Regions from separate parts of the Homo sapiens genome. Here region 2 is linked to region 1. Evidence: read pairs that join two places in POLR2A ChIA-PET (ENCODE). Cell type or tissue: MCF 10A. All regions are shown on one strand.

Region 1 (2,500 bases):
GTATTCTTTGAGCATTTTCTTCACTTCTTTCTCCCCCACCCCCAAGTCCCTGCCACAGGTGGACCGACACACAGTCTACAATATCATCACCAATTTTATGCGAACCCGGGAAGAAGGTAAGAGACAGAGCTTTCTGGGAAATGTCAAAAGCAAGCACATCCTACTTTTTCCCCTATTAGTAGGACTCATTTTACCTGGGGTTATATAGAAGAGCTGGTATCCTGAGAGAGAATGATAAAGGGAAAGAGGGGGTCTGCTCCCTCCCAGTGAAGTAAAGAAAGGGTAGAGTTTGTTTGAGCCAGTGTTTTAAATTCTTGCCTCCACAGCAATGTGTATATTGTTGCACATCTCTTCACTGAGTACTTTCTTGGAATGGAAAAAGGGTCAGCCCTGAAGAGAAAGGGGAGGCAATGATAGCAGAGGGAGAACACAGGCTAGGAGAAAGCCCACACTTTCTGTGCTGTGGGACAGTATAGTAACCTTATTCTCTCCTTCCCAGAGCTAAAGAGCCTAGGAGCTGACTTCACCTTTGGCTTCATCCAGGTGATGGATGGGGAAAAGGATCCCCGTAATCTTCTGGTGGCCTTCCGCATCGTCCATGACCTCATCTCCAGGGACTATAGCCTGGGTATATCGTGGTAGCCATGATTAGCTCATTGGAGCTTTATCAGATGAGTGAAGCTGATAAACCAACCTCATTTTTTCTCTGTTGCCACAGGACCCTTTGTGGAGGAGTTGTTTGAAGTGACATCCTGTTATTTCCCTATCGATTTTACCCCTGTAAGTAGCACCTTCATTGTTTGATCATATATTTATTGAGTGTCTGCTATGTGCCAAGCCCTGTTCTGGGCACTGAGGGTACAGGTCACCAAAATAGACATCCCCGCCCTCATTATTTTATATTTTAATAAACTAGGAAATGGAAAAGCATTTGACATATGAGGAATGATTCAAAGCAGCATGTATTGGGGGGAATTCTTAAGCTCCTTAACACTGTATTTAGTGCTGAAGGCTACAGGATTGCAAAACACTGTCCCTGCCCTTGAAGGCTGAAACATTTAAGTAACAATAGGAGATTAGGTAGGAAAATGAGTAGTACTATAGCTGTTCAGAGAAGACAAAAGTTCAGTGTGAGCTAGAGTAGGCAGGAACTGACTTCACAGTTAAGATAGGATTTCAGCTGGTTTGTGAGGGATGCAGAAGATATGATTCTGGAGTTGGACAGGGCATCTCAGGCTATAGAAACAAAGTGACAAAACAAAGAAGGCACAATTGTGCACAGTGTACAGAAGGTATTTGCTCTGACCCTCTTGGGCCTTCCTCCCATTCTGCAGTTGAGTTCCCTTCTACTGCCAAATACTCAAGAGTTTCATCACCGTGTGGGTGTGTGTGCTGCAAGCATTAGTGGTTTGAAAGAAATAAAAGGCATTCTATTGCAGCATGCCAAACAGCATATTGACTCTCACTGCCTTTATAATGACACCACCATCTTTGCTGTAGGGAATTTCTTACCAGCTTATTTCAGTTGACATTATGTTACTGGGGACCACCTGTCTCCTGAAATGAATCTTTTTATCTCTTTCATAATCAGAATTCTTATTCTAACCCTATACCCTTGAAATCTTGAAAGATCCTGGTTTAGCTCCCACATTCTTCTGTTTTTACTTTGGTTTTTTTGGTGTGTGTGTTTCTTTTTTGTTTGTTTTGGTTTGGTTTTTGCTTTTTTGAGATGGAGTCTCGCTCTGTCTCCCAGGCTGGAGTGCAGTGGTGCGATCTCAACTCACTGCAACCTCTGCCTCCTGGGTTCAAGCAATTCTCTGCCTCGGCCTCCCAAGTAGCTGGGATTACAGGCGCCCGCCACCATGCCCGGCTAATTTTTTTTGTATTTTTAGTAGAAATGGGGTTTCACCATCTTGACCAGGCTGATATTGAACCCCTGACTTCGTGATCCAACTGCCTCGGCCTCCCAAAGTGCTGGGATTACAGGCGTGGGCCACCATGCCCAGCCTTTACTTTGTTTTATTTTGTGTTTTGTGTTGGTTTTGAAAAGATAATTCATTCACATGATTCAAAGTCCAAAAGGGTGAGAAATCTCCCTACCATCTTTTTTTCTCCATAATCAACCAAGTTATCAGTTATGTTTGTATCTTTACAGAGCTTTTTCATCTATATGTAAGCAAATGCTTTTACCACCACCCCCCTAAAATCAATGTGTGCACATGCGGGCATGTACACACACACACACACACACTTCTCCTGTACTTTGCTTTTTTCACTGAACACTATGTCTTGGAGAGTGTTCCACGTCAGTATATAAGTTAGCTCTTTCATTCTTTATGGCTGCATAATATTCCTTTGGCCGGAAATAATGAATAATTTCACTAGTCCTCTGTGGATTGTTGCTAATCTTTTGCTGTTATGAGCAGTGCTACAACTTTCATACATATGAATATAATGATAGAATAAATTCCTAAAAGAAATCGCTAGGTCAAAGAATATG
Region 2 (2,500 bases), 120 kb before region 1:
GAGTTCCTCTAGAGTTCAGATACTTTGGTGTGTTAATTGCTGAGTCATAGCTATGTGCACCTTCATCTGTGACACATTTTTTATGTATTTACTTTTTCTTTGAGGGTCTCACTCTGTCACCCAGGCTGGAGTGCAGTGTCACAATCACGGCTCACGGCAGCCTTAGCCCCCCAGGTTCAAGTGATCCTCCTGTCTTAGCCAGCTAGGATTACAGGCATGAGCTACCATGCCCAACTAATTTGTGTAGTTTTTTTTGTAGAGATGGAGTTTCACTATTTTGCCCAGGCTGGCTCGAATTCCTGGGCCCAGGTGATCCTCCCACCTTAGCCTCCAGAAGTGCTGGGATTACAGTCATGAGCCCCCATGCCTGACTGTGCGCCACATTTCTAATCAATCAGTGTAGACCTCAGGAGCAGCATAGAATGTCATACATGCCAAATCATGGTATTGTCAGAACAAATTTTTGCCAACTTTCTGGGTGAAAAGTGAATCTCATTGCTTTATTTTGCGTTTTCCTGTTTTTATCAATCACTTACTTGGGATATGTCTAACCAGTATACCTGTACCAGTTACAGGTGAGCCACAGTGCCCAGCCCGCTTAACTTTCTCTTTCTTCTTCTTTCTCCTCTCTATCCCACTCCATTAAAGAAAAAAAAAATGGCAGTAGTTTACAAACACAGAGTACAATACAACAGGATTCTTAATTAATAGAAGGATATTTGGGCCTGTAATCCCAGCACTTCAGGAGGCTAAGATGGGGGGATCACTTGAGGCCAGAAGTTCGAGACCACCTTGGGTAACAAAGTGAGACCCTGACTTTACAAAAAAATAAAAAATAAATAAACCAGGTGCATTTGAAGCTGCAGTGAACTATGATTGTGCCACTGCACTCCAGCCTGGGTGACAGAGCAAGACCCTGTCTCAAAAAAAAAAAAAAAATTGGAGGCTATTTGGGAGAAGGAAATGAAAATAAGGCCACAAGCAGTATTGGTATACAAAGTTCCTGCCATATAGTTGTGAGAAATGAGCCAGAAATTCGATGTGGAGTTTCCTGATAGCCAGAGCTAAAAGGGAAACATGGTCAGCTAACAGACATGTAGAACCCAAAAGATAAAAGCAAAGCAACTGCCCCGGAGAAACACAGAGTTTCCTGGCACTGGGACCAAGAGAAATTGTTCCTGTGAGTCATCCTTCAGGGGACACTGTGTGATGTAGACTCCACTTCATTCCACCAACTTTTTCCATGCTGTTCACTACACCGTCAGATTCCAGAGTGAGTTGCCAGGATATCAGGATATCTCTCATTGGATATTTAGCTGCTTTTTTTTTTTTTTTTTTGGTAGTTATTTTGCATTGGTAACATTGCAGGGAACGTCTGGAGGCACACAGCTTCTCGCTCCTGTGGGATTGCTTCTGGGGGATTGATTCCTGTGTGTCAGGCTAGCAGCCCAAGGAAGGGCCTCCCTGTGTCTTGCTACATGGGGCTGCAGTGCTCTCCGTAAAAGCTGCCAGCCCTGGGTGAGGACTCCAATCTAGCTACGATTGGACCAGCACCCTCTGACTAAAGAGTCAAAGATCAAACTCTTGCCACTCTCTCTGTTCCAATACCAAAGTCATCTTCCTCCCCAACCCTGCCTGCCGTCCTGGGCTGGGGCAGGTTCTTGCTGCGGCCACTGATTCAGCCACCATCACCCTCTTCCTTCACCTCTCATCCTGCTGGTCAGTTCCAGGGGCCCTACAGGTGGAGCTGGTCTAAACAGCAGGACAGCTGAGGCTTGCACTCTGGGAGTCAGAAGCAGACACTGTGCTCAAAGCTTCTATGACACAGCCCTCTCTTCTGTCTCATTGAAGGGGGCAACTGACTCATGCCTGACTCCCAAGAAGGAAGAAGTGCCTGGCTGGAGAAGAGGGAGTGTGGCGTAGTCAGGGCAGCACTAGACTCAAGAGTCACCTCTGGATATTGAACAAGTCACATCACATCTTTGAGTCTGTTTCCTTTTCTATGGGATGACAGTGAAATCATTTCAATCCTAGCTTATAGGACTGTTTTAAAGGATAAGAAAATGTCCCAGAAATCTGTGAGTGGGTACCCCAAAGAGCCCCTCCTTCACCCTGGTTAGATGTCCAGGTGTGAGCCTGATGTGTCCCTGTTAGTGTAGAGAGGGGGCCAGAGGAGAGGAAAAGGCCAGGATCTCCAATGAAGCAGGGACTGGGGAAAAAGCAGAAAAGCAGAGGGCTCACAGAAGAGGGGTCAGATGCACAGGCCCTGAAGTCAGAGAAGCCCAGGCTAACTCAATTAAAAAATAGTGATGATATTAGTGCCTTTCTCAGAGTTTTGTTTTGTTTTGTTTTGAGACAGAGTCTCACTCTGTTGCCCAGGCTGGAGTGCAGTGGTGCGACCTCGGCTCACTGCAGCCTCTGTCTCCCAGGCTCAAGCAATTATCCTGCCTCAGCCTCCTGAGTAGCTGGGATTACAGGCACCTGACACCATGCCGGCTAA

What was found. Peaks named below come from ENCODE experiments on the same cell type or tissue, not always from the same donor. Only the 100,000 strongest peaks of a DNase experiment are listed, where the experiment ranks them.
Region 2: POLR2A ChIA-PET joins it to region 1 with 5 read pairs; 1 of 35 experiments calls an interaction of 5 or more read pairs at or near these places.

Annotation. Positions count from the first base shown.
Region 1 is chr10:97,474,963-97,477,462 of GRCh38, reverse strand. It overlaps MMS19 (MMS19 cytosolic iron-sulfur assembly component), which reads left to right. Exons shown (of 31, transcript NM_022362.5): 6 at 47-116; 7 at 500-628; 8 at 719-780. Among named protein-coding and RNA genes, the nearest start is that of MMS19, 22 kb to the left of the region's middle. In MCF 10A, no CTCF peak of the experiment used is centred here; a DNase peak (open chromatin) is centred at 1,372.
Region 2 is chr10:97,595,547-97,598,046 of GRCh38, reverse strand. All of the region lies in intron 1 of HOGA1 (4-hydroxy-2-oxoglutarate aldolase 1), which reads right to left. Among named protein-coding and RNA genes, the nearest start is that of C10orf62, 7.1 kb to the right of the region's middle. RefSeq lists an enhancer at 1,481-1,775. In MCF 10A, no CTCF peak of the experiment used is centred here; DNase peaks (open chromatin) are centred at 1,196 and 1,866.